Linked DNA regions of Homo sapiens: region 1 is linked to region 2. A link is a loop called in an ENCODE intact Hi-C map of the cell type or tissue named here. Cell type or tissue: Caco-2. All regions are shown on one strand. Each heading gives the region's core, and the rest is flanking DNA. Links, peaks and the distances in the headings are about the cores only.

Region 1 (16,867 bases), core at 4,026-12,025, 150 kb after region 2:
ATCAAGTTTAAAAGATTATGAACATTTTGGACACTTGCCACTATGTTTGAACAACTTTGAAAGTCAAAAATGACCATACTCAACTAACTACAGTAGTATGCACGTAGGAATTAGATTGTTTTAGTCATTAATTAACCAATAAGTAAAATAATATATTATTTACTTTTACCTTTTATAACATTGTCAGTCACCTTTTTCAAATATCAAGTACTTTATATTTCAAAGTATGTCTTACTTTCTAAATTTATTTTCCTATATATTTAGCAATGCTTAAGGTTGTTTGCGTAATTAAGAACCACATTACATCTCTGTGTGTGAGAGAGACAGTGATATAGCTCAAATTATTCAAAGGTCAAACTTGGACAGAACCAATATTAATGACTTTATCTATCTTATTTATTTTTTACCAAGTATTGAATTTTCTGTTTTATGTTAGCCCTCACTCTGTGGTGAGACATTGTAGCACAGTCATTAAAAACATCAACGCTGGTACTAAACAACCTGGGTTGGAACTGCTGCTCTATAGCTCATTAATTGTGCAATTTGAGAAGTTGACATAATCTTTCTGTGCCTCAAATACTCAATAGTAAAGTGTAGATAACAATGATGCCTATTGTCATATGGTTGTTGTGAAGATTAAACAAATTAGTATAAGTAAAATTGACTCAAAAAAATCTAGTAAGTAGTAGATTTTTAAGTAAGTAGTACATACATATAAAACATAGTAAGTTTTATATGTTGTTAGTTATTATTTTTCCTATTTGTACATTTAAAGTCATATTTAGACATATTAACTATTATTTATAAAATTTAATATTTCAATATCAAAAATTTTAAGATACGAAAAAAATTTCTCTGTCTAGATTATAGATATAGATAATCAGGATGGTTTCATGCAAGAAATAGCATTCTTCCAATGTTGGATTGATTGCTATAGAAAATGGGCCAGGCATAGTGGCTCATGCCTGTAATCTCAGCACTTTGGGAGGCTGAGATGGGTAGATGGCTTAATCCCAGGAATTCGAGACCAGCCTGATCAATACAGGGAAGCCCCGTCTCTATAAAAATTAGCTGGGCGTGGTGGTGTGCGCCTTTAGTCCCAGGTAACCAGGAAGGAGGAGGTAATCTGGTAGGAGGACCACTACCAGATCACTACCTCCCTAGCCCAAGAGGTTGAGGCTGCAGTGAGCTATGATCACACCACTGTACTCCAGCCTGGGCAATAGAATGAAACCCTGTCTCAAAAAAGAAAAGAAAAAAAAAAAGAAAGAATAAAAAATGGCTTTGTCCAGTCTCTTAATTATAGTATGTGAAATATGTAAAATGTATGAACACAACATACATGATTATCCAATCACTCTTTAACAGCGGTACTACTTTTCAGTTATCATAAATTCCACACTTATGTAATATTTGTGGTTGTTTTAAAAGTTGACCCTTAAAAATAAATGCCCAAATGATCGCTGACGGAGCCAGACTCCAGCACATACCCAATTAAGTGAAGTGTTTCCCTAGGTGCTGGGGTAGGAGCAAACATATTTCTCTAGCCCCTGAGAGAGACAAAGGTTTATAGAGTAGGTCCAGATGCTGAACATAAATGAACGCTCAATGCACCATGGCATGATTAGGACAATTCATAGACCAAACCAGCAGCCAGGAGTGGGGCAAAAGCTCAAGTTTGCACAGATAACAAATAATTGACAAAAATCTCATTAAACATTATTGCTTGAAAGACAAAAAAAAAACAACCCATATTGTATTACATAACTTATCCAAAGGCCTGCCAGACATCCTTCAAAGTCCTTGCTTCATTCTTGGAACTGTGACACTGAGAGGACTGAGGCTGAATATTCCAGAAGTCACTGAAGCACATCCAGATGCTCTTCATTGCCACCAGCCGTCCAACTCAGCCAGAAGGCAGCAACATGGGAGTCAGAGAGAGTAGCTCTCCTTATACTGTTCTCTTGCTTTAATGTAGAGCACGTACAAAGAGGTTATATCACACACACACACACACACACACACACACACCCATCTCTACTAGTCTGTCTGTTGAAAGCATTTATAAAGCTGATATTGAATTCACAAATTCCACACTGGCAGCAAATGGGCAGAACTGTGAGTCAATACTCTAGTGGTCCCAGAAGAAATACTGAAATGTCATTTCTTAGGTCTCTTTTCTTCACCAATCATGGCTATTATATTAAATTCCTATTAGTAGCATTGAAACTACTCATACTCCATTATATTACAGCACTGTTAAAGATACTGAAATATATTGAAGTTTTACCTTGACATTGCTGTAGTGTCCAGATGTTAAAAGAATTTTAAATAGAAATGTGTTAATTTGCTGTTATATGTAACTCTCCTACATGTACTTCTAAAAATCACTTTTGTGTCAGCTAATGTGTATGGTTATTTAATGTTGGTTATTTGAGGTTTCATTAAACTGATAATATGTCATAATATTTTTAATTAGAAAAGTAGATCTAAAGCTTGAAATTTTAATCAGAAAAAGAATACAATTCACAGATTTTATTTAATATTTAATATAATTTGGGAGGTTATAATTTTGCATATTAGTGGAATATACAAGTATTCTTAGACAACACTTTATGGATAGAGAATTAATCCTCTACCAACATTATGTTGCTCATATATTAGATGAGGATGTTCTAAATGGTTATATAGTGACTTTTCCCAGGGTACAACTTATGATCAAATATTTTTGGACAAAACTCTTATTTTTACTTTTTTAAAAAGAATAAATACTTCAACTTCTTCCAGAAAAAAAAAATCCAGATCAAGTGGCATGCATGGTACAAAGTGAAAAGGAATGGCTGAAGAGAGCCTCCTAAAAAGAAGCTAACGTCACATTGGCTCTGTCTTTAAAATCACTAAAGGAAACAAACAGCAGACTTTACAAGGAAAAGGAAAACATAAACTGCTTACATAGAATATCTACATTTGGAAGGTGCTGAATGGACAACTGGCTTAGAAAAACATTATATTTCATGAGTATTACCCCTGATGTTCATAATTTCATAGTTAAGCTGTTCCCTCTTTTGATTTTATGCAGACATTTCAAAGTGAAGTGCATTAACTATGTATGCAAATATGTGAATTCTTGTCTGTGTATGTGTGAGAGAGAGAGGCAGAGTGTGTGTATGTATGTGTGTGTAAATATGTACACAAATGCTGTATATTAAAATGTTTTGAACTCTGTTAATTCAGGCACTAGAATGTCAGGCAGAAGAAAAGAAAACTCAATCCACAACTGTTACTCTAGGGTCATGTTTACAGTTTTTCCTTATAGATTAAAACATGCTCTGTGTCTGTACAAAATATATTTTCACATGTAAGACATTACAACAGGAAAAAAGGAGCAGTTATGTAGGCATATTTTGCCAACAGTGGTGTTAGAAAAAAATAAAAACTAAATAATATGGCAGTTGCTAAAAACATTTCTGCAACCTTGCCAAATAAAGTTTAGGAATATGTCATGTCTGCACTTGAACTGTTTGTTCTCAAGCTCTCTTGGAGAATGTAAGCATGGCCAAATGTCACAGCCTCAGGCCCTGGGGACTCTGCTCACACTCTTGTAATGAAAACATGAAAAAACTATGAACAGTCTTCACATGTCCCTCCAAAAATGACACGTTTTAGTTTTGTCTTCAGTGATCCAAAGTATTTGACATAGAAGATAGATAGTAGTTCGTGGAAGTTTTGAAACAATATAATGGAATTCTTCGAAACTTCATAAAGTGCTTTGAGTAAATTGTTGTGTTCATCTTTGCCATATATTGCGATTTTATAAATAGAAGCCAGGAAGCATCACTCAACTTAGTAATGCATTAATCAAAGCTGACATTCAAAATAGGTAAGTCATATTGAGTAGGTTCAATATGCCAGAGATAAATGTAAATTCTAAGAACTTCAAGTACCTTTTTAATATTAACTGCTTAGTTATTTTTCACATAGTCAATAACATTCTAGTCACAAAAGCATTTTGGCTTTGCTTTTTAAAATCTTACATGAAATAAAAATTTAAAATCATGGTAAAAAATGAATTACATTAAACATTCCTAATATATAAATGCCCTCATAATTTCATAGCAATACTTACATTCTTAGAGACTTTGACAAAGAAATCTAGAAACAGATTCAAACTCTCATACCATCTTCCAGATTTTCTCTGCCTCAAATCTTTTAGGTATTCTACATGTTATTTTAGATTGATGCTATTATTAACAAATAATAACCCAGTCTAATATTAGGTAATTTCATATTTGCTATATATTTGAAATATTTGTAATCAATTTGAAAAACAATGCAATAACTTTTATCAGCGATTAATATAACAGACAAATTTATGTTTTTAAGAATATAATATGATTGAGCTTTTAGCAAATCAAATGACTCACCTAATAATTTTTAGGGGCCTTACAACACAAATTATTTTCAACAACAGGTCCCTGAGTATAAAGATAATAACCACTGCAAGATCTAGAATGTTATTTTCATTATAACATGTAATGAGAGGGAAGATATATACCTGGCTTTTCTGATTGTCATAGATACTGATTTTAAGAACATTCAGATCCCAGTCATTTGTACATAATAGTGAAGGAAAGAACAAGGACAATTTATATGAGCCTCCTGCCTCCTCCCTCCTCCACAGCCTGTTCTCCTTACTTTTTTCTTTCTCTCATTATCTATGTTGGTCATACTGAACTGCTGGCCTAAATATTTCATATCTCCCTTGACTCCAGTTGCTTTTATCTTGGCTTGTAATTTTTTTCTCCCTTTATTGTTTATATAATACATTTTTTCCCCAATAGTCAAATATTATATACAACTTGTCCTGAACTCACCACATGACCTTTCTCCCTTCCCATCCCAGCACGTTGAGCTAACTTTTCCCTCTTTGGTCATACAACAACTTGAGCAAAGGAATAAACACTTCGTTTCATGTATGTTGGTTTGCATGTCTGTTTACCTACCAGACTGTTGGCTCCTTGAGGACAAGGGCATTTCATTCCTGTATACCAGGAGCATTGGGCAGTATATGGCACATGATAGGTACTCAGTTGACTGAATGGAAGTTCTTTCAATAATTGAAGGAAATTTCTTGGACTACTGTCTTGGATAACAACAATTTGACAGAACTACTTTTAGGGCAACGACCATATTGCTCTCATGTTACTATCATGTTTTCTTAGAAGTTCAGGAGAGTTGATCTATTATTATTTTTTTCCATTAACATTTGCTTCTTAACTGGAACCCATATTGTCTTTTTTTCTCATTGTTAAAAAAAAAGTCAAAAGAATTTTGTCTTACTGCTAACCTATCTGCTCTTTCCCCTAACAAAATGGCATTTTCTAATCAACCTTAATCCAATATATTTCTTCCTCCTCTTCTTCCTCCTTGTTTTTCTTTCTCTTTCCAACCAGTAAAGTTTCCTTGTGTGCTAGAATACGTTCCATTTTCCCTTACACACGCACTCTCTACTTTGCTCTGCTCTGTCCCCAAAAGGGTCTCCATTATGAAGTTTGTCCATCACCAACTCAAATAACATCCCCAAAAAGGAGACTTATTCTAAAGTGAAGGAAACAACAATGGGTTCATAGCCATAAATATTACTGGTCTTACCACATGCTCCAAAACCCAAAAGGTGCTGGCTTGATATAACAATGTTATGGCCAACTAAGAACTAAATTAACTCATGAAATGGAGAGCAGTCTGGTTGAAATTTTGTCCTACAGGATGTTATATGACTTAAACTAGCTCTTATTATATGGAGCCATCACTCCCATTACCAGAATTTATAGGAAAAGCCACCAAAATATGAGTCTGAGGGCCATTCTACTATCACCAAAATAACTCACTAAAAAAAAATATTTACTTCCAGTCCCCAAAACCTTTGGTTAAATGGGTTTGGAGTCATAGTCCTTAAGAAAGAAATACTTCCACCAGAGAACACAGTCATAGTCTGTTTATTTTCAAGCTGAGACTTCGTCTTGGCTAGTCAGGGCTCCCCATATGATTGAACCCACAAAAAGAGAAGGAGGTTACTCATTGACTGAAGTGACTGATTCCAATTCCCAAGATGAACCTGGGTTTCTGCTACACAATTGGGACAAAAAGGCCTATGCATGGAGCCCAGGGGATGTACTGGGGTACTTCTCAGTACCTTCTTGCCTAAGGGTCTTGGTCAGCTATAGAAATACAGTAAAGATAGGGACCACCATGGACCCAGATCATTCAGGATCACTCCAGCAAGTAAAGAGTTCCATTCATCTGAGCTGCTGGCAGAAGTAAAATAACACAGACTGAGTAGTGGAGAAAGGAAGCTATAATTATCAAATTTAGGCCTCATAACTAGCATCAGAAATAGGACCACAGTGGGAAAATGTTATTGTAATTATTTTTCACTTTCCCTTTTCCTCACTTTCCGACCTTATCTGAGAACACTGGTGCTGCCTTCTGTTTTAAGCTTCAGATGAACAGATCATTGCATTGCTAGCAACACAGCTGCTGGGAATGTATGTTTGGCACATAACACTCCATCTGGACAAAATACAAGAGTACAGAAGGTGAGTTCTGCTTGATACTTCCCATTTGACCCTCCTGATCTGCTCTCCATCTTCCTCTACCCTGCCCTGTGTTCCTACAGGATAACCAGTGTAAAAGACATCAGTGAGCTCTCTTGCCCTTTGACTCCCAGTGGGGTTCAGTTAATGGGAGTCATCAGAAGGTCAGAGGAAGGGAAAAGAGTGGGATGAATATTTATTTCCCCTTTTCCTTCCTGTGGGTTGATTTCATGCACCTACCAAAGGCCACAGCTCCTACAAGACAAACTTTTCATCCATTATCTGTTGGTTTCTAATAACCATTCTTTTTTCTTATCACTTTAATGCCTTTTAAGGCCTTGGGGTATAATACTTCCCCATTTTTACCAGGCCCAATGGGATTACTCTATCTTACATTGATTTCCCTGTACTTGGTCCAAACGTTTGGAAGTAATCACTATTTATTAAACTTTCTTCAGTTACCATCTCTTTCTGCCAAAAAAAAACCTGTCTGATACACAGACGTCAACATCTGCAAATTGTGTCCATAACTAAATGATAATTATCAAATATTACTTTTCCTTTTATAATATATCATACAAAACAATCATTTTTCAATATACTATTAAAATGAGTACAAAGGCATATTACCAAAAAAAGTAAATAGATCCATGAAAGTGCTAAAAGTTGAAAAGAGTTTCTGCCATGAGAAGGTAAGAAATGTTGACTTTAGAAAATATTAAGGGTGTAGGGTTGTACGGAAGGATAACCTAGATCAAAGGAACCACATCTTAATATATGCATGGATGAGGGTTGCAGGTGATTGAAACTTTTCTCAGTGATAAAAATAAAATAAAATAAAATAATGGCTTTAAATGTGGAGTTTTTAGTTACAGAGATCAGGAAAGAGCTTGAGATGACCGTGATAGAACTTAAGTAAAGATTCATTTACAAAGCTTCTAAGTCATTCAGCCTCTACCCCCTCCTCAGCATGTGCAGGGCAGCTGAGCATAGATGCTTCTCCAGCTGAAGAGCTCACCTTTAATCTGAGCAGAAGATTTTTCTGAATGTCTTACAGTGGCAGCTGTAGTCAGTGAGAGGAGTAGAAAACAGAAGAGGATGGCTCTGAATCTCCTCAATGGAGCTAGTTATTGAGGACAGAAAAGGAAAAGCAGCTCTACCTGAAACAAAATTAATCAAAGTACACCACCCCTGAACTAAGTCCTCCACCCTATGGTATTTCTAGCCTGCAAGTTCTATAGCCTCATAATCTAAAGGTAAACTTGCCTGACAACTGGAATGGCTCACAATCAGGCCTCTGATCACCCAGGAGGGAGCCTTTAGGGCAACAGACCTACAAAACTGCAAAGCAAACCCTGCTAGCAAAGGGATCAATCAGCATAGAAGCTAATTCACAGATATGAGTGATACATTAGCTTCAACAGTTATAAAATGTCAACAGAGATAATGAAAAAATTGGAATAATGTGTTTAATCCATGGTAGTAAACTCAGATTTAGCACATATTGCATCTCTAACATAAAAACAGGCTGACATATAAAAGAACAATAAAAGAACATAAAATAATTATTGGAAATGAAAAGTATGAGTGCTAACATTAATTTTAAAAGAATCAAAAGGAATACTTAATAAAGTGGGTAGTCCTTGATTAATAATTTGGATGATAAAGACAAGGAAATATTCCAGAATAGAAAATTTAAAACACTAAGATATTGAAAATGTTAGGAAATTAAATGCCATTGATAAGAAAGTATAACATATACCTACTGGAGAACCAGAAGAAAGAAAAGAGACAAATGGTGAGTATAAATAATTACAGAAATAATAGAAAACAAGTCTATAAGAAGAATATTTAAATTGAAGGACACCATGGATTATCGGAAAAATGAAAGCCAGAGAGATAATTCTGAAGTTTCAGAATTCAAAACACCAAAAGAAAATAATAAAATACGTTGCAAGAGAAAAAAAACACAGAGAAAAGAGAATCAGATTGGCATCAGACTTTTCATTAGTACCACTGCATGTCAGGAAGAACAAAAAACAGATTTAATCTAGAATTCTAGATTAAATTTTTAAAGATTTAAAAAGAAAATATTTTAGGCTGCAAAGCTCTAGTGTCCACAAGTATCTTTTGAATATATATATATATACACACACACAAACATACATACACATACATATAATCTAGGTAAACAAGAAGTTGGACAATGAGAGAATGATCCAAGTGAAGAGTAATGTGAAAAGAAATCACAAGGTGATTTGAACAGTAGGTAATATAGCACCAAAAATTCTTCAGGAAGAAAATAGGTCTCATTCCCTAAATTGTTTGATTAAGTCACCTCTTAATGATAATTTAAAGATACATATATATAACTTCTTAAACAATAAAGGCAAACAAAAGATCCAAGTAAAAAAACCAATTGTTCAAGAATGACAGAGTCCAAATATAAAGAAACTTTACTTAAATTATTCTGAAAAATAGAGGAGGAAGGAATACTTCCAAACACATTATATGAAGCCAGGATTATCCTGACACCAATACCAGAAAAGACACATCAAAAAAAGAAAATTACAGGCCAATATCTCTGGTGAATATTGATGCAAATATCCTCAACAAAATACTAGCAAGGCAAATTCAACAACACACTAAAAAGGTCATTCATCATGACCAAGTGGGATAAATCCCTGGGATGCACAGATGGTTGAATATACACAAATCAATCTGTGTGATACATCATACTGACAGAATGAAGGACAAAAGCCATATGATCATTCAACTGATGCTGAAAAAGTATTTGATAAAATTCTACATATTTTTATGATAAAAACTCTCAAAAAAGTGGGTATGGAAGAAATATATCTCACATAATAAATGCCATACACAACAGACTCATAACTCGTATCATATAGAATGAGGGAAAAACTGAAAGCTTTAGCTAAGATCTGGAACAAGACAAGGATGCCCAATGTCACTATTGTTACTCAACATAGTACTGCAAGTTCTAGCTAGAGTACTCAGACAAGAGAAAGAAACAAAGGGCATCCAAATAGAAAAGGAACAAGTCAAATTTTCCCTGTTTGCAGATGATGCGATCTTATATTTGAAAAAACCTAAACACTCCACCAAAAACCTATCCCACTGCTAGGTGTGTACCCAAAAGAAAGAAAATCAATATATCCAAGAGACATATGCACTCATGTTTATTGCAACATCATTCACAAGAGCCAAGATTTGGAAGCAACCTAAGTGTCCATCAACAGATGAATGGTTAAAGAAAATGTGGTACATATACACAGTTGAGTACTATTCAGCCATAAAGAGAATGAGATCCCATCATTTGCAACAACATGGATAGAATTGAAGGTCATTATGTTAAGTGAAATAAGCCAGGTACAGAAAAACAAACTTCACATGTTCTCACTTATTTACAGAAGCTAAAATTAAAACAATTGAACTCATGGAGATAGGGAGTAGAAGGATGGTTACCAAAGGCTGGGAAGGTTAGCAGGAGGGTAGGGAGAAGCAGAGATGGTTAATGTGCACACACACAAAAAATAGGAAAAATGAATAAGGCCTAGTATTTGCTAGCACAACAGAGTGACTATAGTAAAAAATAATGTAATTATACATTTATAAATAACTAAAATAGCATAATTGGATTGTTTGAAACACAAAGGATGAATGCCTGAAGTGATAGAGACCTAATTTACCCTGATGTAATTATTACGTATTACATGACTGTACCAAAACTTCTAACATACCCCATAAATAGATATGCCTATTATGTGCCCACAAAAATTAAAAATTAAAAAAGAAATATGAAGACACTGTTTTGAGCAACTGAATTAAAAAGAAAAAATAATTCATTTGCCATTGAATGAACTTAGCACAAATTGTGAGCCCAAAACAATACTAGAATGTTTTATATATGTTAAATAATTTAATTCTCATAATAGTCTTGAAGTAAATATTTATGATGTGATAGTAAATGTACAGACAATGAAACTGATGCTCTAGACATTTAAATTTCCTTCCCAAGGCCTTCCAGATAATAGTGAAGGGAATGGGGTCCAGTGCCCAAAGACAAAATGGGCTCATTGTTTAATGTTAAGATTCCCAACACTAATTTTTTTTCTACATTTTCAACTTTTGTTTTAGATACAGTGGCCACATGTGCATATTTGTTACATGGGAGCATTGTGTAATGCTGAAGTTTGGAATATGGAATCCATCACCATGATAGTAAGCATAGTACCTGATAGATAATTTCTTAACCCACACCCCCTCCCTACACCCTCTAGTAGTCCACAGTGTCTATTGGTCCCAGATTTATGTCCATTCTGATACTAAATTTAAATTTAATTTGAATAACCATTTGTCAGGATATTTAAAGCATTCCTTATCAAGGGAAAAGTTAGATTCAAACATTAATTTTTACTCATTTAATTATTCAACAAGTATTAATTGTGTTGATATCATGGGCCAGACAATATATTCATAACACAAAGAAAAATAAAACATCTCAGCCTTCAAGAAGCACATAAATTAGTAGATTATTAATCCAAGATAGATGCATGCTTAAAATAAAGTTCTTTATCATTAGGCTCTTATCCCTGCTCATTACTGCCTTAGAGATTTTTGAGCCTTTGATCATGGTATCCCCACATTAGCCTTCCAGATAATTCCATGAGAATACCTACAGCCCAAAGATGTTTTACACAAAGGAAAAAATAGTTTGAATCCTTCAACATGAATCATTATGGTTTAGATTATTGAAGTTTTCAATGCTTTATAATACCACTTCCAGATCTTTCTTATTCCATATAACACTTGTGAATAGGTACACTAAGAAGAGGCAACGGGCTCACAGGACTGAAGAAAGTCAGAAGAACGTGAAGATGGGAAAAGAAAGATGTTCTTGTAAGTTACATGCTCAGCTATGATCTAATAGAAGAAGAAGAAATTAAAATAATTGTTTGTTGTGATATTTGAAAACTCAGCCGGTAACCCACCATGGGGATTTCACCACATTGTCTTCGGGAATACCTGAAGTTCCTGGTTCTGTAATACATTATTGAGGCATTTAAAAATTAAGGGAAATTGCATGACTCAATCTTTTCCAATAATGTTAGTTGGTGTAAAAAATAACATAGATTTTATTGTGGACACAAAAATTCCCAGAAGTGACATGCTTGCAAATAGTTACACTTTCAGTCAATTGATTTCTTTGAATTGTAGGATTTAAAGGACTCAGTAAGCATGAACAGGAAAAACAGGTAAGTCAGTAAAATATTAACCACTGTGTTAGACTGGGAATGACAATTTTCAACAATGTTTTATGCTTCGTTAGTCAGTTAAATTCTCTATCAACATAGGCTTAGCAACCAGTTGAAAACCATGATCACATTCTGGAAATTCAGATTATGAATACTAAAGATACAGTCTCTTTTGTCATAATAGGCGACAGGTATTCCTTAAAAAGAGTAAATATAACATAGAAAAATACAAGTCCACATAAATAATAGAGAATTTATGGTTTAATTTTCTAAAGAAACCATTTCTTAATTGAGTTGGTTGTTATTTTTGTTTTTGTTTACTGTAAAGTTTATTCTTTCATGATTTAGTTGCTTTATATAAATGACTAGAAAAAAATGGAATGATCAGTCTTTTGAGAATTAGTGTATCATCATGTACATATTTGCCCTCTAACTTATAAAGAATTTTATGTGAAAAGGCAAGTATTTGTGTACCTAAAGCATGTGATAATCTTGGCTCACTAAGTTGCCATTAAAAAGAGCAATTTAATATTTCCTAAACCAAATATTTCTTATGCATCATCTCATTGAAATCTATAAGCTAGGTATTATTATTATTCTTCTTTTATTCTTACATTGGCAAATAAGAATCTGAGGGTTCAAAGACCCTTTACCTTGTCAAGTCCACACAACTAGCAAAAGATGAATCAGCACTCCATCTCAGGCAGTCAGAATTCAGAACTGAAGCTTTAAAATATCATGTATTATTGAGATATGTTCTCAAGCCACACAAAACAGTGGTAACTGTGATGTAAAAAACCATCTGCATAGAAGTATGTTCTACTAAAAAATTCAGATGCACACACATGCATAAACAGAGTTATATATATCCATATATACACATGCATGCATACATACATATACATATAGGAAAAAAGGCTAAGACCAAAATAGTAATCACTGTTATAACTAGATGGTGGGATTATAGGTAACCCCTTCTATTTTGTTTTCTATGCTTTTCTATAGGTTTTCAACTTTCTACAAAAAAATACTTAGTTTTATTAACTAGCTCAGATTAATTGAAATCATTATCAATTTTTTCTTATAATGCTAATAAACTTTGGATATAATCTATGACATCAATATATGATTATAATAATACATGAAAAGGTTTTATCTTCAATCTAGTAACTCTAAGTTTAATAACTTTGTTTTGAAGTTATGGGGGTTATTAAGAAATATTCTGGTCTGAAAACATTGCCGCCACCTATAACTTGAGTACTCATTCTAGGGAATAAATATTATTCAACTACAACTTTTGCTAATATTTTATTCGATTTCAAACAGGCATTCTTGAATTGTATTCTGTTTTCTTGAGATTTAGATAAGATAAAATATTTCACCACCACTTCACAGGATAAACACAATAAATATCAGCTAAGTATAGCCCATATACATCTGAAAAGGAATATCAAAAGTATCCAGTATTTATTTTTGAAAAATTACATTTTTATTTTTCCCTTCACATTTTTTCAGTTGAATAGGAACTCTCTTAATGGAATTCTGTTTAACCATTTGCTCACTCCTCTCTATTCCCCCATCACACTTCCTGTGCTGGTTTGCTTGCAGACTGCTCCCCTCCTCATTTTAGTGGTAGCTCCCAAGTCAATTGTTTTTCCTACATTTGTCATTCTCTTCAAAGCTGTTATCATAATCATATACATTAATTTACATATGAACAGATTAAATATAATTGTGAAAATTTGTCATTTCAATGGAAAAAAGATTAAATAATTTGGGAAAACAAATATAAAACAAAATAAAAATGAATTTCTAAAAGAATTGATTTTAATTTTAGATGTGGAAAGAAGACAAGTGCAAAAGTTAGAGAAAAAATTAAAACCTAGAAAAAAATCTGTGCTTAAATTTCTGGGCAATATACCTAAATTCTTATTCTACTTTTAAAAAATGTCAATCAATGTCTTCTATAGACATAACATTACTATAATGAAGATAACATATTTTAAATATACTTTAAATATGTGACCTAAAATAACCAGTATTGTATTCAAATACTTGGTATTCTATATGTGGAATCAGCTCCCTTAAACTTATTTTTTTTATACTTGGTATTCTATATGTGTGTAATCAGCTCCCTTAAACCTATTTTTTTCTGGAAGCATGCTTATTTTAAAGCACTAATTTTTGTTTATATCACAAAAATAAATGTATCATATGACATGTATGTAATTACAGTAAAATGGATATGAAATTAATATGATGTGATGAAATTCAACTCAATTAAAATAACAAATTTAAATATACCAAACATGACTGAATTATTTATACAATGCTAATTACATCTGTTTTACAAATTTGATTTTACATTTTACTTCCAAATCCATCATAAGTTTTACAACTTAATAAACACTAAAAAGAATTCCTACACAGGTAATTTTGAGAAATCACAAAATATCATGAAAGAAGTCTTGTAAATTTATACATCAATGAGCATTTCAAAATGTATTAAATTTAAATGAACACTTGCCCATTTGGATTTAAAAGAGATATCCAATCCACATGAGTTCAACATATCAGTGACAGTTTTAAGGAAAATTAACTCGAATTCAGTATGATTTTCAACAATTTAAGAACAGTTAAAACTTTCAAAAAACATGTAAATACATCCATTATCAAACTAATTGACTTGCCACCATTCACGGCATTTTAACAACTAAACTGTTCGATAAAGATTGCCATGCACTATGATTGGTTGTCACATCAAATTCTAAACACTCGATTCAGAAAGAATCTCTGGGTTTTGTTTTTGAGAATATCTTTGAAACGAAACAGTCACCACACATATTAGTGATTCTCAGAAAGTTATTTGTACTATGCGATTCAATTTTATACTTCTTTAAGTGGTATTTCCCAAAGTGAAAGTCACTCTGCAGTACATGTTGTCTAGATCAACATTGAGAAAAAATGAATATACCTCTTTTTTTTCATATCCCCAATCCACTCTCCCTGAAAATAAACTTAAGAGTAAGCAGATATATTCAGTGCTATGGGGGAAAATATTGTAGGTAGGTTAGTTACACGTAAGAACTACTGCTACAAATAGTGAGATGGACATAAATGCCTTTCCTGTTTTATTTCAGATGGATATTGGAAGATTAGAATGAGAAAAAAATAGATAAAAGACTGTTGAAAAAAATACGTAGTCTACGTATAGTTAAGAAAGAAGAGATCAAAACAAAAGAGCATGTCTCAACAGATGCTGGAAGAAAGTGCTAAACAGGAAAGAGCTGTGGCCCATATGGTAGGCTACATTCGCACTGTAAAACGAAAAGTTCTTCACATGGAGTATGTGTGCTTTGAGATGCCAAAGAGTGCATTAAGATATCTTGGCTCTAATTGGGGCCTCTGTAAATGTCAGTACATTTATCATGTTGTTTAGGCACCACACTATTTAAAACCACAGCAAAGGATTATCTCCTTTTGGGTTGGTGTTTGGGGTCAAAAGCTCCTCAAAATTGTTTCAAGATTCAGGTTACTCTTTATTTTACTCAGTCTTAATCAGCATATGAGACTCTCTGGTCTCTTTCACAAAAGAATAATTTAAAGTACTTAATTAATGATTTATTAAATGTAAAGTCACTAAGTTTATTGATGATCCTATCATTAAAGAATAATGTGGGTAAAAGGGCAATGCATATAATGAAATTAGGCTTCAAGAAAGAATAAAAAATGAACTACCTTTTAAAGAAAATCCAATAGTTTATGAGAAGCATGACAAAATAAATAAGTAAAGGTACGGTGATAAGAACCAAATGGAAAAGAGAAGTCCATGTGCATTTGCCAATTTTATAGGAAAGTCGCCAACTGTAAATGCAACAAGGGATCTGAATGAAAGGCTTCCACACTACTTATTCCAGTTGCAGTACGTTATGGCTGTGGTTATTAGACAACTCTTCATGTTGGTACAATTGAAGTTTCCATTGGGCATTTAAGTCATTGCTGAAGTCATAAAAATTAAAAACAATCAAAATGAGTTATCATTATATATCAATGACAATTCCTATTTAATGAATGAAATGTAATTTTCGTCTGCTTTCTAGGTTCCAGGCTGGTCTACAAGGCCAACTATAAGGAAGGTGTGTGATTTCATCTGAATACAAAAATTAAAGTAATAACATGAGGAAAATCTCTCTTGGCTATCCGTGATTACATTTTCTCTTCTAAAAATAAAGCCGATGTTAACTGACTTGTCAATTATCCTGAACATTTCTGAGTAAAATTTCAAGCAAATTAAAATGTTTCTCAAAGTTTATTCTACATTCAGTAAAGCAGATACCACAAGTTACTAAAGTAATTAAGAAAATTGTAATTTATTTGTGTGGCAAGACCTTACACATACAACCATCTGATCAAAATCATCTAAGATATATGATAAAAAATGAAATTCCGATAGTGAAAATAACCATGGTGAAATATGGAAGTATTATCACGTCATCCATTTTCATGCAGATGGGAAGCTAAATCATAGGGTAACGAGCAAATCAAAATCAGAAATAAATAAAGAGGAAAGAAGGCAAAGTGTTTAGTTACGAAGAGATATGTGTGAACATCGCCACATTGTCAGTTTATGGTGACGTGAACACATCTCAATTCTAAATTTGTATTTTTTTTTCTTTTTTTCATAAGAAACTCCACAGACTGCTTTTAGAAGATTTGGCAAAAGTAGACACTCAATAAATATTTGTTGAATGAAATGAATTTTTACTAGCAAACAATATATACTCATTGGGGAATGTTGCATGCAGACTTTCACTGTAGCAAATGATACATACTGAGCTAAGTAAGCCTTTTCTGGAAAACTTAGCTTTGTCTCAATTAATTTGCCATAGTACTGGCCCAATCATACATCAAAGCCTCTCACATGTGGCATTTTGCTTCCTCTTCCAGAGGGTCATTCTGATCAATATTGCTGAAAATAGCTTATTTCGTTGTGTATTT
Region 2 (16,867 bases), core at 4,484-12,483:
AAATTTCTCTCTCTGCTATGTCTATTATCTTGCCAAACAGCCCACTTAGTTGCATAAGCCCCTGCACTCTGCAGACAGCTTTTAAAAGAAACCTAGAGTATGTTGAAGTTCAGCTGTATCACTAACATTTCCATCACTTTTTTGAACTACAGCTTTAATTTTCACGACTCAACATAGAATCAGAATATACAAAAGAAGTTAAGACAACACAAAGTAACAGCAGTAATGTCAACAACATTTATACATGATAGATTAGATAGACAGACACACAGATAGATAGATAGATAGATAGATAGATAGATAGATAGATAGATAGATAGATAGATAGATGAGATAGGTAGATGGATGGATAGATGATAGATAGATAGATAGATAGATAGATAGATAGATAGATAGATAGATAGATAGATGGGATAGATATGATAGATAAGATAGATAGATGAGATAGAGAGAGAGGGATGGGATGGGATGGGATGGGATGGGATGGGATGGCATGGGATGGCATGGGATGGGATGGGATGGGATGGGATGGCATGGGAGGGGATGGGATGGGATGGCATGGGATGGCATGGGATGGGATGGGATTGGATGGGATGAGATGAGATGAGATGTATGTATATGACTCTGTTTTGCCTCGTCTGAAAAAGATGATCGCTCAGTCATGAAGCATTTATACTTCTGGTATTCTTAATATCAGAAGAATCCCATTAATGGCAATTAGATCAGAAAAACAAATACTCCTCTACCTGGATCCATACTTTCTGTATGATTTGGTTTGGTTTTCTGCCTCACTCCATGGCCAAGGTGCTAATTATGACTGATATGTGGCTCTAAAGGAGGAAAGGTGGCTACCATAAATTACATAAGCATAGAATTAAATAAATTATATTTTAAAAAGGTAAGAAAGACTCAAACTCATCATGTTCTAATTATTTTACTATACTTTATTATCTGTGTTCTTGAGGTTATGACTATCATATTCATGTGCCACAGTACTTTTTAAAATTTTGCATTCAGTGGCATCGTGTTGGTAGCTCGAAAGTGACCATATTAGAGAAATTTACACCACAAAAATCAGCAAATGCAACCTGTCAGAACTCCCCTTACTATATCGCCCCCTACATACATTCCAGAGAGCCTACTGTTTAACATTCACCAGCACATTATGACAAAGGATCAAAGCCAAGAAAGAAGTTTCTGGAAATTTGTAATGAACTCTAAGCCCAGACAAAGAAGCCCAATATTCTGCCAGAATAATGAAGAAAATAACATCAATTTGATTGATGTCCTCCTGGGTGACTTCTGAGAGAAGCTCAAACTATTTTGATTCATTTAATAAAAAATAGTTAACACATAAAGAAAAGTATAAGGATATTATAACTAAGCACCTTTTATACACCATATAAATTTTACAAATATTTGTTACTATATTTTATTTAAAAACTATATATGAGACCTCAAAAAGTTCATGGAAAAATATAATTAAAAGAATAAAAAATATAAATAGTATTTTTCTACATAAGCTCCAACAAATTCAAAATAAGTAAGTGATACCAGTGATGATACCAGCCATTTAGTCCATTCCTAAGAAAGTGAGTCCTGAGAATATAGTTATGTCAATGCCGTCGTTTCTCCATTATTAACTGAAGAAAAATTGGTGCCCTTTAAAGGTTTTTTTAATATTTTGAAACACAAAGAAGGAACCAATCAGAACTGTAATGCGGATGTCTAAAAATTTCCTATGAAAATACTCATAAAATTGCCCTTGTTCAATAACAGGAATGGGGCAGGAGGATTGTCGTGGTGGAGGAGGGCTCTCTGGTGAAGGTTTCCCGGGCGCGGGGGTGGTTTCTGCTAAAGCTTTGGCTAATTTTCTCAAAAACACTCCCATAATAAGCAGATGTTATTGGTTTTTGGCCCTCCAGAGAGTCAACAAGCAAAATGCCGTAAGAATCTCAAAGAAATCTTTTGCCATGAGTTTTGCTCTTGACCAGCCCAGTTTGGCTTTGAACAGACCAATTCTACCTCTTGGTGGTAGTTGCTTCAATTGTGTTCTGTCTTCAGGATCATACTGGTAAAGCCATGTTTCATCTCCTGTTACAATCCTTTGAAGAAATTCTTCATAATCTTGATCCCACCTGTTTAAAATTTCCATTGAAAGCTCTGCTCTTTTTTGCAGCTGATATGGGTGCAACAGTTTTGGCAATCATTGAGTGGAAAGTTTGCTTAACTTCAATTTTTCAGTCAGAATTGTGCAAGCTGAGCCAATTGAGATGTTTATGCTATTGGCTATTGTTTCTGCTGTTAATTTCAGTCCCCTTTATTTGGGGCACAAACAAGATGAATTTTTTCCTCAAAAAATGACATGAATTGTCTGCCCCTGCAGGCTTCATCTTCAATATTGTCTCGTCCCGTTTTAAAATTAGTTTTCCATTTATAAACCACTGAATCCTTTGAGACATTGCCCCCATAAACTTTTCTTAATGTATCAATCATTTTACCATTCTTTTATACAGGATCTACCATAAATTCGATGTTTGCTCTTGCTTCAACTTTAGCAGAATTCCTGTTGCTCTGATAGGGGCTCTTTTCAAACTAATGTCTTATCCTTCTCTTTGTGCTTCAAGCTAGATGCAACTAGATCCTGTTCAAATATGTTGTAACAGCTTAGTACAAGTTTATTTTGATGCAAAAAGTTTTTGAAATCCATGCATAGTATTTTTTCCATAAGCTATTGGGTTACACGTGGTATTTGGTTACATGAGTAAGTTCTTTAGTGGTGATTTGTGAGATTTTGGTGCACCCATCACCCATATATACATTGCACCATATTTGTAGTCTTTTATCCCTTGTCCCCTCCCACTCTTCCCCAAAAATCTCCAAAGCCCATTGTATTATTCTTATGCCTTCACATCCTCATAGCTTAGCTCCGACATATCAGTGAGAACATATGATGTTTGGTTTTCCATTTCTGCATTATATCACTTAGAATAATAGTCTCCAATCTCATCCAGGTCACTGCAAATGTTGTTAATTCATTCCTTTTTATGGCTGTGATATATATCACCATTTCTTTATCCACTCACTGATTGATGGGTATTTGGTTTGGTTCCACAATTTTGCAATTGTGAATTGTGCTGCTATAAACATGTATGTGCAAGTATCTTTTTCGAATAATGACTTATTTTTCCTCTGAGTAGATACCCAGTAGTAGGATTGCTGGATTAAATGGTAGTTCTACTTTTACTTCTTTAAGGAATCTCCAACTGTTTTCCACAGTGGCTATACTAGTTTACATTCCCACCAGCAGTGTAGAAGTGTTCCCTGTTCACCGCATCCATGCCAAAATCTTCTGTTTTTTGAGTTTTTGATTATGGCCATTCTTGCCAGAGTGAGGTGGTATCTCATTGTGGTTTGGACTTGCATTTCCCTAATCACTACTGATGTTGAGCATTTTTTTCATGCTTGTTGGCCATTTGTATATCTTCTTTTGAGAATCATCTATTCATGTCCTTAGCCCAGTTTTTGATGGGATTCTTTGTTTTTTTCTTACTGATTTGAGTTCGTTGTAGATTCTGGGCATTAGTCTTTTGTCAGATGTATAGATTGTGAAGATTTTCTCCCACTCTGTGGGTTGTCTGTTTACTCTGCTGACTGTTCCTTTTGCTGTGCAAAAGCTCTTTAGTTTAATTAGGTCCCAGCTATTTATTTTTATTTTTATTGCATTTGCTTTTGGGTTCTTGGTCATGAAATCCTTGCCTAAGCTGATGTTAGAAGGGTTTTTCCAATGTTATCTTCTAGAAATTTTTTTTAGTTTCAGGTCTTAGATTTAAGTCCTTAATCCATCATGAGTTGATTTTTGTATAAGGTGAGAGATGAGGATACAGTTTTATTATCCTACATGTAGCTTGCCAATTATCCCCGCACCGTTTGTTGAAAAGGGTGTCTTTCCCCACTTTATGTTTTTGTTTGCTTTGTCGTAGATCTTGGCTGTAAGTATTTGGGTTTATTTCTGGGTTCTCTATTCTGTTCCATTGGTCTATACGCCTGTTTTTATACCAGTACCATGCTATTTTGATGACTATGGCCTTATAGTATAGTATGAAATTAGGTAGTGTGATGCATCCAGATTTGTTCTTTTGGCTTAGTCTTGCTTTGACTATGGGGGCTCTTTTTTGGTTCTATATGAATTTTGGAATTTTTTTTTCTAATTCTCTGAAGTATGATAGTGGTATTCTGATGGGGATTGCATTGAATTTGTAGATTGCTTTTGGCAGTATGGTCATTTTCACAATATTGATTCTACCCATCCATGAGCATAAGATGTGTTTCCATTTGTTCATGTCATCTATTTCTTTCAGCAGTGTTTTGTAGTTTTCCTTGTAGAGGTTTTTTAACTTCTTTGTTGGGTATATTCCCAAGTATTTTATGTTTTTGTTTTCTTTTGTTTTGTTGTAGCTTTTGTTGTAAAAAGGGTTGAGTTCTTGATTTTATTCTCTGCTTGGTCACTGCTAGTGTTATAGGAGAGCTACTGATCTGTATACATTAATCTTGTATCCAGGACTTTGCTGGATTTTTTTTTTATCAGTTCTAGGAGGTTTCTGGTAAATGATGACATCGTCAGCAAACAGGTGACAGTTTCACTTCCTCTTTACTGATTTGGATACCCTTTATTTCTTTCTCTTGTCTGATTGCTCTGGCTAGGACTTTGAGTACTATGTTGAAGAGGAGTGGTGAGAGTGGGCATCCTTGTCTTGTTCCTGTTCTCAGAGGGAATGCTTTCAGCTTTTCCCCATTCAGTATTATGTTGGCTGTGGGTTTGTCATAGGTGGATTTTATTACATTAAGGTATGTTCTTTGTATGCGGATTTTGCTGAGAGTTTTAATCATAAAGGGATGTTGGATTTTGTCAAATGCTTTTACTGCATCTATTGAGATGATCACGTGATTCTTGTTTTAAATTCTGTTTATGTAGTGTATCATATTTATTGACTCCTGTATGTTAAACCATCCCTGCACCCCGGTATAAAACGCACTTGATCATGGTGTATTCTCTTTTTGATATGTTGTTGGATTCAGTCGGCCAGTATTTTGTTAAGGATTTTAGCAACTATGTTCACCAAGGATATTGGTCTGCAGTTTTCTTTTTTGAAGATTCATTTTGGAGCTGATTTCCAGTTTTATTATACTGTGGTCTGAGAGAGTGCTTGATATAATTTCAATTGTCTTAAATTTATTGAGGCTTATTTTTATGGCCTATCATATGGTCAGTCTTGGAGAAAGTTCCATGCACTGTTGGATAGAATGTGTGTTCTGTGGTTGTTGGATGAAACGTTGTGTATATATCTGTTAAGTCCATTTGTTCCAAGGTATAGTTTAAATCCATTGTTTCTTTGTTGACTTTCTGTCTTGATGACCTGTCTAGTGCTGTCAGTGGAGTATTGACATCCCCCACTATTACTGTGCTGCTGTCTATCTCATTTCTTGGGTCTATTAGTAATTGTTTTTATAAATTTTGGAGCTCCAGAGTTAGGTGCATATATGTTTAGAATTATGATATTTTTCTGTTGGACAAGGCCTTTTACCATTATATCCTGCCCCTCTTTGTCTCTTTTAACCACTGTTGCTTTAAAGTTTGTCTTGTCTGATGCAAGAGTAGCTACCCTGCTGGCTTTTGGTGTCCATTCACATGAAATATCCTTATTCATCCCTTTACTTTATGTGAGTCCTTATGTGTTAGGCGAGTCTCCTGAAAACAGCAGATAATTAGTTGGTAAGGTCTTACCCATTCTGCAATTCTTTATCTTTTAAGTGGAGCATTTAGGGCATTTACATTCAATGTTAGTATTGAAATGTGAAGTACCATTGCTTTTGTCATGCTCTTTGTTGCCTGTGTACTTTGATTTTACTTTTTGTTTTCACTTTCTAACTTGTATTTTTGTTGTATGTGTCCTGTGTGATTTATGCTTTAAAGAGCATCTGTTTTGATGTGTTTCCAGTATTTGTTTCAATATTTAGAGTTCCTTTTAGCAGTTCTTGTAGTGGTGGTTTGATAATGGCAAATTCTCTCAGCATTTGTTTGTCTGAAAACAACTGTATCTTGCCTTCACATATGATGTTTAGTTTCACTGGATACAAAATTCTTGGCTAGTAATTATTTTATTTGAGGAAACTGAAGATAGGGTCCCAATCCCTTCTAGCTTGTAGGGTTTCTGCTGAGAAATCTGCTGTTAATCTGATAAGTTTTCCTTGATAGGTTACCTGATGCTTCTGTCTCACAACTCTTAAGCTTCTTTCCTTTATCTTAAGTTTGGATAACCTGACGACAATGTGCCTAAGTGAAGATCTTTTTGTGATGAATTTCCTAGGTGTTCTTTGTGATTCTTGTATTTGGCTGTCTACGTCTCTTGCAAGGCCAGGGAAGTTTTCCTCGATTATTCCCCCAAACATGTTTTCCAAGTTTTTAGAATTCTCTTCTTCCTCAGGTACATTAATTATTCTTAGGTTTGCTCATTTAACATAATCCCAGACTTCTTAGAAGCTTTGTTCATATTTTCTTATTCTTTATTGTCTTTGTTGGATTTGGTTAATTCAAAGACCTTGCCTTCGAATTCTGAACTTCTTTCTTCTACTTGTTCAATTCTATTGCTGAGACTTTCCAGAGCATTTTGCATTTCTAAAGGTGTGTCCAAAGTTTCCTGAATTTTTTATGTTTTTTTTTTTTCTTTAAGCTATCTATTTCCATGAATATTTCTCCCTTTACTTCTTGTATCATTTTTTGGATTTCCTTGCATTGGGCTTCATCTTTCTCTGGTCCCTCCCTGATTAGCTTAATAACTAATGTCCTGAATTCTTTTTCAGGTAAATCAAGGGTTTCTTCTTGGTTTGGATCCATTGCTGGTGAACTAGTATGATTTTGGGGGGGTGTTGAAGATCCTTGTTTTGTCATATTACCAGGGTTGGTTTTCTGGTTTCTTCTCATTTGGGTAGGCTCTGTCAGAGGGAAGGTCTAGGGCTGAAGGCTGTTGTTCAGATTCTTTTGTCCCCCTGGGTGTTCCCTTGGTGTAGTACTCTCCCCCTTTTTCTATGGATGTGGCTTCCTGTGAGCTGAACTGCAGTGATTGCTGTCTCTCTTCTGGGCCCCACCACCCAGCAAGTCTCCCTGGCTCTGGGCTGGTACTGGGGGTTGTCTGCACAGAGTTCTATGATATGAACTCAATGGGTCTCAGCTGTGGATACCAGCGCCTCTTCTGGTGGAGGTGGTGGAGGGTGCAATGGACTTCATAAGGGTCCTTAGTTTGGTGGTTTAATGCTCTATTTTTGTGCTGGTTGGGTTCCTGCCAGGAGGTGGTGCTTTCCAGAGAGCATCAGCTGTAGTGGTGTGGAGAGGAACTGGCAGTGGGTGGGCCTAGATCTCCGAGATTATATGCCCTTTGTCTTCTGCTACCAGGGTGGATAGGGAAGGACCATCAGGTGGAGGTGGGGCTAGGCGTGTCTGAGCTCAGACTCTTTTTGGGTGGGTCCTGCTGAAGCTGTTGTTGGGGATGGGGGTGACATTCCCAGGTCACTGGAGTTATGTACCAGGAGGATTAAGGCTGCCTCTGCTGAGTCATGCAGGTTGTCAGGGAAGTCGGAGAAAGCTGACAGTCACTGGCCTCACCCAGCTCCCACGCAAACTGAAGGGCTGGTCTCACTCTCACTATGCCCCCGTAACAGAGTCAGTTTTTAGGCGGAGGGTGAGAATGGCTTGAAAATTTGCTGAATGCTATCCATCTCCCAGCCCCCAGAGAAAAGGGCTTTAGTTCCTCCCCCTGCCTGTGAAGTCTGCAGGCCAGATTCGCGCCCTCCCCTGAGTTCTGGCCAGGAGGCTTCTTGCCCTGTTCAAATGGTTACAAAGTTCAGCTAGAGAATTCCTTCTCCCTGTAGAGTTTTACCCCCTGCTCCTCTGGCCGCCCTCCGGATGGATCTTTGTGTTGCCAGGCAGGAATGGGCTGCTTGGGGACCCAGTGAGCTCCGAGGGCCTTTCTGCTGCTTCCTGTACCCCTGTATTTCGCTCAGCTCTCTGACTTGACTCAGCTCCAGGTAAAGTCGGAAACTTCTCCCACAAACACCTTCAGCTTCTCCAGTGGGGGTGTGTGTTCGGGACACTCCCTTTCCCACTTGCACAGTTGGGACACTCATAGTATTTGGGGTGTCTCCCGGGTCCTGCAGGAGCAGTCCGCTTCCTTCAGAGGGGCTGTGGGTCTTCTTGGGATTGCTACTTTATTCTTGAAGTTGATCTGGAGCTAAAATTCACAGTGCAAGCCTCCGTAGGTTGCTCTGCCTGGAGCTTCAATCTAGTCCTGCCTCCTGTCCATCGTGATCCCCTGAATCTCAGCACACATAGTATTTTTGATAATACATATTTTCCATGAAGTTTTGAAGATCCTATGTATTTAAATTTATTTTCACCAATTTTATTTCTCTTCCTCATATCCCAGAGTTAACTAATTTTCTAAACTTGGTGTTCAGTACTACCATTTTTGTTATTTCACACACTACATAAATATCTAATACAAAAACACTATCTTGTATTGCACTGACAAAATATATACGTATTTTTAGAAACTTCTTGTTTTTCATCTTTATTTGTAATAATTGATTCATGTTGATTCATAAAGCTTTGCTCAGGTATGGTTAAACAACTGCTAAATTCCAGTATTCTATTGTATGAAAACGCCAAAATTTGTCTATCTAATTTTTGACTGATGGTCATTTCTAATTTTGCCTCATAGCAAAAAGTGCTACAGTGAAAATATTTGCTTTATATACAAGTCTTTATATAAAAGTGCAGTGGATTCACTAGGCTACATACCTACACACACATACACATGTAATTTTTTACTTTTTGGGTTAGTGGATTTTTCCCTAGATTTGTGTTGCCAAACTGCTTTCTCTTATGTTGATACTGATTTATATTCCCATCAGATATGGGAATTTATTTCTTTTTTCTTTTCTACATCTGTATCTTCACCTGGTACAGTTACCTTTTTAAATTTTGAGGGAAATGGTTTATCACGTGTGCTTATTGGATTTTTCTCTTCTCATTAGCGAACTGATTTTTCTCCCTGTGCTAATTTAAATTTACTCTTTGGAGAATTACCTGTTATTTTTGTGAACATAAAAAGGTCAAATTGTCAAGGCAGACTCACATGGATTAGTGCTGTTATCCCATGTCAAACTTCACTGATAAGTACAAGGGTACAAGTAAACACAAGCCACTTCCAGAAAAGCAAGGAGTGGCCTGGGACATCTATGACAGCTGCCCAGATCCTTCCTTTTCTTATCATCACACTCTGTCCCAGGTTAATAAATAGGGGGACAATGAAAAATGTAATTTGTGTATTTAATGTTCATTGTTTTTAAATACCATATGCTTAAATTATTATATAACATATAAACATAATATCCCTATTTAAAATAGCAATTATAAATACCAAGATAGAAACCAACAATTCCTCTGCCTTCACACGCCACTCCTATTATCATAAACAGTTCAGTATGAATAGTTTTTCATATCCTTTCAATCCTACTAATTTATGAATAAATAAATTAAAACTTTACTTGGTTATATTGTTTCTAAACACATTAAATCCATACCTATTACAAAAATCTCTAGTTAGTAGTTTAGGTCTATATCAAATTTAAGAGAAAAAATTAAAAAATGCCTTCAATATGAATGATTCCATTGTTAATGATCATTACTTTTTTGTGCATATGTCCTTTCAAATGTTTTTAGTTTAAGCTTTACTAAAATATTTACTATGAGCTGAGTGAAATGATAAGTTTGGTTCAACTGGTAAATTGCTCTATTTTTGCTTAAGACAAACTATCTGATACTGTTCTTTATATTAAGACTCACTTTGTTAAGTGAGAGTTTTCTTAAATGGTCTGTTTCATATAAAATATCTAAATTGTTTAAAGCCCTTACTAAAGTTACTGTATAAAAGTAATTCATACGGACTACATTTCTTGACACTAATGGCATATAAAATAAGCAGTACAAATGCATGAAGAATGAGAGATTTTTGATAACTTGACTTAACGTTTCATAGATTCATTCTGTAGCTAATTAGTTTTTCTTAAATTCTGCTTAGTCTAGTAGCAACTGTGGGCATAACATTTTTGGCATCGCGAATCAGACATTCTAGATTAGTTGGTAATGATAAAATGACTTTTGGTCCTGAACGCTTACTTTATTCTACTTGTATACATCGTGCATAATATTTTTAAGAAGTAAAATATGCAATGAAAAGTATTCTACAGAATAAAAATTCTGGCAGTGAAATGTATTAACAGATATTTGAAGCATATTTTGTAAAATGTGTATTCCTTTGCAGAAAATATAAATTGACGTTATGATGTTCAAATACTATTGATCTTGTGTTGGGTTAAGATTTTTAGGAGTATAGTTTATAGCATTTCAAATATTTTTCTGCAAAGCCAGCATTAAGTTATTTCTAAAAGTTTGATCTATTTAAAAATGCTAAGATCTTGATTATTGGCTCTCTAAATCCTGCAGTTCAGGACATTTTGAACAAGCTGCAGAATTCTAAAAGACAGAATACGTATTGAGAAGAATATAAAATAGCCAAAAGCCAATGGGTTATCCTTATGCCAGTCATAGTATAAAGTATTCAAAAACACTTGTTTAATTTATGTTCCAGCTAATATTTGACAGTTATTACATAGAAACACATAATAATATGATTTATTTTATATGTGAAAAGATAACTTTACAACTTTATGAACAGCAGGTAAATTGAGGAAAGATGCTACTAGCAGTAAATATGCTCACAGTCAGACTGAAACCTGAGTCTCCTTTGAAAATTGATTATGGGCTGGGTTCAGTGGCTCACACCTGTAATCCCAGCACTTTGGGAAGGTGAGGTGGGCAAATCACTTGAGCCCAGGAGTTTGAGACCAGCCTGGGCAACACAGGGAGACCCCCTTCTATAAAAAATAAAAAGAGAAGAAAAGAAAAAAGAAAATTAATTATGGATAGATATCAAATTGGAAATTACCATTGATTAAATGGATTGTTACTGTTGTTGTCATTGTTTTCTCAATTAATTGCATTAATATGAGAGACTCCTGAGGGTACATCCTATGGTTTGGTGAAAAGAGCAAATATTAATAATTTGGGATCATAAGAACCAGTTGTATTTCTCAATAATAGTATAATTTCCAGCACACAGCATTGTTAAAACTAGAGTTATATCTGCAAAATACTAGCTATATTTCTATGCAATGTAGATATGTTGGAAATAAAACTGAAAAAACTTTGTAACTGCACTTGAAGAGCTTTCTGATCTTCTTATCAAGAAAGTTTTCTTAAAATGCTAATTAAAAGGAGCATTTAATCAAAGAATCCAATGTGCCTGGTGTGTAAGGCATTCTTTTTCATGGTTTTAAGACATTTTCACAAATGGCATCTATACACAAAACTGATAATGATGAAACATCTTTAGTCTGCCATTCTTTAAGAAATTATGGTATGAGTTCATACTTATTAAAAAATTGTCTATGATGATGTTTATTTCTGCTTATATAATCTTATGAAAATTGTATTAATAAGAGGGGATGTTTAACAAACCTATTTTAGAAGTGTTACATCAATTTCACTGCCTTTTCCTAGAGAATTAAGAATGAATGTGACATATAACGTCTAACCCCTAATTTGGAAATTAAATTTTCATATTTATTTAAGTTGATTTTAGTCCAAGTTTTGAAATGTGATTAGACTAAATTCATAATTTAAAATATTTTTGAAGGAATCCATTAACTGATCTTGTAACCAGGATTTTTGTGTGACAAATGATAATAGTTATATTAGGTATCTCTACAAAAAATATTGAGGATTTTTCAGTGTCATACAAGCCATGCAGTACTGATCCATGCTTTTATGAACCCCCTCAAATAACCTTGCTGCAATGGGTCATATACTGGGCTTCACTTTGAAGACCACCCAAAATCTCCATCTGCTCCACACAGAATTGCCATCCTGCTAGTATGTATTCCATGGTCTACAGCTGGTATTAAACACATTCATTCACGAAGCAATTCAATATGATAATTTTCATTTAAGTCAAAAGTAAAATATTATTATAGCAGTTACATTCACGATTATCCCAATTTCCAACAAATACTCCTGACAGCCAGCTTTGGTCTCATTGCCATAATATCAATCTCTATATTATCATTTCTAGAGACAGATGCACATGCTATGGCCATGACCATAATTCTCCTCTTTAGAATGCAGTGGCTGGCTTTCTGTGCAGCAGATTAGACACTCTATTAAGTCATATAGATGATAAATGATAAAAGATAGATAGATAGATAGATAGATAGACAGACAGACAGACAGACAGATAGATGGTAGATGGGGGTGGGGGAGTGAGGGGAACCAGGCTTTTGGTTATGAACCTAATCTAACTTCCTGTGTGACATTAATGTAACTCTCTATTGAAGAGTTTCTGTACTTTTGACTAAATCTCTCAACTAGAGCTATAATATTTCAAAATTTCCAGCTTTCTGACAAACTAGTTGAATAAGAGACCAGGTCTAAGAGCAGAGATGAGCTGTAGCCCTATGAGGAAAATGATCAAAATTTGGAAAATTGAATGTACTTAGAATAGTTGATTACAGATAGCTATATTCTTCCAAAATCTTCTTCAGTAAATAGACTTTTAGAATACAAATGTACTTTAAAACTTTCAATATATGTTTAGAATGATACAACAGAAATAAAAATCCTCATTCTTAACTTTAGAAATTAAATTCAGATTAGAGGGGTATTAATTAATTTTTGAAATTTTTGAGTCAGGAAAACTTTAGCAAAAAACTAGTATCATTTTATCACAATACAGATGAGGAACTTCAGCCTTAAAGATACTAAAATTTATGGCTAATGAATCAGGTCTAAAACCCAGATCTAATTACTTACCAGCTTATAACCAGAATCAAAATGTGTGTATTTATTATTTCTCCCCAATTCACACATTTTTACTATTCAATTTGTGGTTTATTTTTAACTTGTAGATAATTTGTTTTAAGATTAATAGTCTAGATATGAATATGCCTCTTTTAATAAGTATTTTAAACCTCAAAATATCATAACTATTTTATAATGCATCACAGTATTTAGGAGATTCTTTGAAGGGTTTCTAAAACAACTTTTATAAAAATAGTGATATTTGTGTTTATATCCACCTCCAAAACTACACGTTTGCTTATATTTCAGAATATTTTGAAAAGAAGAAATTTATAATAAAAGTAGCTGCTGTTCACAGAACATCACTGTGTATCTGACAGTGAGTTGAACTCTTGAGGAATGTGTGTTTTATTATTAAATTCTCACAACTTAAACCATGTTAATCACTGTTCCTTCCATTTTACATAGGAGGAATCTGCATAGATTAGACGAAAAAGTTAAAAGGAGTATGAATGAAAAAACTACGTGTACAAGATGTCCAAGATGAACAAAACTATACAATAAAGTTCATTTCAATATACAACATGTATTATATTCAACAAGGCTCAAATTTTTTGATAAAAGGAAACAGAGACCTCTTTTTCTAGCAGGAAGATATTTTTCTTGGGATGTTTTGTTTATGCTGGCTTGAATAACACTATGGTGAATATCATAAGATTAATTCATTTTTAACATCTCTGTAAAAGCCAAGGATGCAGTGTGTCCGTGGGGAATTTAAATCATACATTTTAACACACATATTAAAATTATGGATTCTCAAGTAATGATAAATTAACAGAACCCTTTGAGTTTTTTTTAATTATAAGGCATTTTTTGTTTGTTGGTTTGTTTCTGTTTTTTGAGACGGGGCCTCGCTCTGTCATCCAGGCTGGAGTGCAGTGGCGCGATCTTGGCTCACTGCAAGCCCCGCCTCCCTGGTTCAAGAAATTCTCCTGCCTCAGCCTCCCAAGTAGCTGGGACTACAGGCACCCGCCACCATGCCCGGCTAATTTTTTTGTATTTTTAGTAGAGACGGGGTTTCATCATGTAAGCCAGAATAGTCTCAATCTCCTGACCTCGTGATCTGCCCTCCTTAGCCTCCCAAAGTGCTGGGATTACAGGCATGAGCAACCACGCCTAGCCAATTATAAGGATTTTTAATTAAGAAAATTAATTTTTTTAAATGTGACTTTTTATTTAATTCTTTGCTAAATTAACTGTATACGGGCCTACAAGAAAAATATTCTGTTTCCATTCAAAGTAAAATTATTTGTAAAATATTAAGCCTACTAATAATGTCATCACCATTATTATTTTAAACAAAATAGGAGACTTGTGCAAAGACCACTCTCATCTAAAAGCCATGACCCAACTACCAATATGATTTTCTTTAAAAAAGAAATAAGAATGCTTTTACACTGTTGGTGACAGTGTAAATTAATTCAACCATTGTAGAAGACAGTGTGGTGATTCCTGAAGGATCTAGAACTAGAAATACCATTTGACCCAGCAATCCCATTACTGGGTATATACCCAAAGGATTATAAATCATTCTTCTATAAAGACACATGCACGTGTATGTTTATCGCAGCACTATTTACAATAGCAAAGACTTGGAACCAACCCTAATGCCCATCAATGATAGACTAGATAAAGAAAATGTGGCACATATACACCACAGAATACTATGCAGCCATAAAAAAGAGTGAGTTCATGTCCTTTGCCGGGACATGGATGAAGCTGGAAACCACCATTCTCAGCAAACCAACACAGGAACAGAAAACCAAACACTGAATGTTCTCACTCATAAGTGGGAGTTGAACAATGAGAACACATGGACACAAGGAGGCGAACAACACACACCAGGGCCTGTCAGGGGGTGGGCGGCAAGGACAGGGATAGCATTAGGAGAAATACCTAATGCATGTGGGGTTTAAAACCTTGATGACTGGTTGATAGATGCAGCAAACTCCCATGGCACATGTATACCTACGTAACAAACCTGCACATTCTGCACATGTATCCTGGAACTCAGAGTAAAAAAAAAATTTTTTAAAAAGGACTTTGCTCTGCTTAGAAATGGGAATAATTATGACAGAACAATATTAATGGAAAACACATGGTAGATATGAATGAACACTGTGAAACGTTAGGAAGCAGGGAATGAAAAATTGCCTCCTTGACAATAGTAAAATTTCAACATGATCCCTGAGAACCATCAGATTTTTAAATAGCATTTTCTCCCCGCTACCCTGCATAGGGTTTGAGTTTCTAGCAGGCTCCTAGGCGATGCGAGTGCTGATGCACGAGGTCACACTTTCAATAGCAAGAGTACAGGCACCACTTAAAGTAACAATTCACATAGATCTGTTTATGACTTAAAAGTTAATAAAAGTGTTCTATAGGAATGCTAGGAAAGAAAGAAAGAAAATTCTAAAGAAAAAAATAATAATTCCTATAGTCTTCAAAGTCTGAAATAATCATTCCCATATGGAGGCATTTCCTTCCAATTATTTTTGTTTGTATATAGTTAACTAATAGTTACCTATTTTGACATCTAACTTTGTTACTTAAGAAACCATGGGCATTTTCCCCATGTAAATATTTTTTTCATAAAACACCTTAAGGCCAACAGAATATTTGGCCATTTAGTTATACCATAACTTATTAGCCCAGTTTCTCTCCTGTGAAATATTTCGATTATTTCCAGTGTCTTATTAGTATAAATAATATGTGGGTAAATAATTTTAAAATTTCTGATTATTTTCTTATAAAAGGTTTTCTAAGAGTTGGATTACTTTGTCAAAGGATATGAATGGTTTAACACTCTTGAATTATATTGCATATGCTGAGTCTATCTCAGCATTATTGTTTTAAAAATATGCTTGTCAGTTGAATAAATGTAAACTAGTATTTTCACTTAGTTTATTTTATTACTAACATGCTTTTATCCATTTCAATGGCTCCTGTCCTGAGAACCAATTTATGTCTACCAAATTGTTTCTTATTTTAACTCAATAATCATGTTAGAGTTCCTTTTATATTAAACATAAATTCCTTACAAGTATTTTCCATTTTTGTCTTTTTTATTTATTTAATTTTTTTAATTTAATTTTTGTGTGTGTGTGTGACGGAGTTTCGTTCTTGTTGCTCAGGCTGGAGTGCAAAGGTCCAATCTCGTCTCACAGCAACCTCCACCTCCTGGGTTCAAGCAATTCTCCTGCTTCAGCCTCCCGAGTAGCAGGAATTACAGGCATGTGCCACCACACCCAGCTACTTTTGTATTTTCAGTAGAGACTGGGTTTCTCCATGTTGGTCAGGCTGGTCTCAAACTCCTGATCTCAGGTGATCCATCCGCCTTGGCCTCCCAAAGTGCTGGGATTACAGGCGTGAACCACTGGTCCGGGCCTTATTTATGTTTCTACCATGAAGAAAGTTTTGATTTTCACAGTGTTTTATATGTAGAAAGTCATTGCAAATTCAAAGCTGATTTTGTTATTTTATCTTAGATTATTGTGGTTTAAATTTTTTAAGTATGTAATCTAACTGTAATTGATCTTATTCATGTGTAGTTTGGACCTCATTTGATTTTGTTTCCAAGGTAAATTTTCAAACACATTTTGTTTAATAAGAAATATCTGCCTCATGAGTTTTGATGATTCTTAAATCATATATTAAAAATTTAGGAAAGCAGAAGTTGTCTCCGGACATTCTAATGGCTTTCACAATACATCTATAAATCATTGCGATGACAGGACACATTTAATTATGTCTAAAATATCTGGGGGTACACTTCTTTAATTCCAACTTTTCTTCATCTACTTTATAACTTTAAAATAAAAAAGGATCATTCTT

What was found. Peaks named below come from ENCODE experiments on the same cell type or tissue, not always from the same donor. Only the 100,000 strongest peaks of a DNase experiment are listed, where the experiment ranks them.
Region 1: a loop joins it to region 2, with 2.5 times the contacts of the local background. A loop is called at or near these places in 2 of 110 quality-filtered maps.

Annotation. Positions count from the first base shown.
Region 1 is chr21:28,235,991-28,252,857 of GRCh38, forward strand. No RefSeq gene overlaps it. Among named protein-coding and RNA genes, the nearest start is that of LINC01695, 16 kb to the left of the region's middle. In Caco-2, for the core only: no CTCF peak of the experiment used is centred there; a DNase peak (open chromatin) is centred at 7,901.
Region 2 is chr21:28,082,440-28,099,306 of GRCh38, forward strand. The region is part of intron 1 of LINC01697 (long intergenic non-protein coding RNA 1697); the gene reads left to right. Among named protein-coding and RNA genes, the nearest start is that of LINC01697, 42 kb to the left of the region's middle. In Caco-2, for the core only: no CTCF peak of the experiment used is centred there; DNase peaks (open chromatin) are centred at 7,542 and 7,862; H3K4me3 peaks cover 1,178 bases.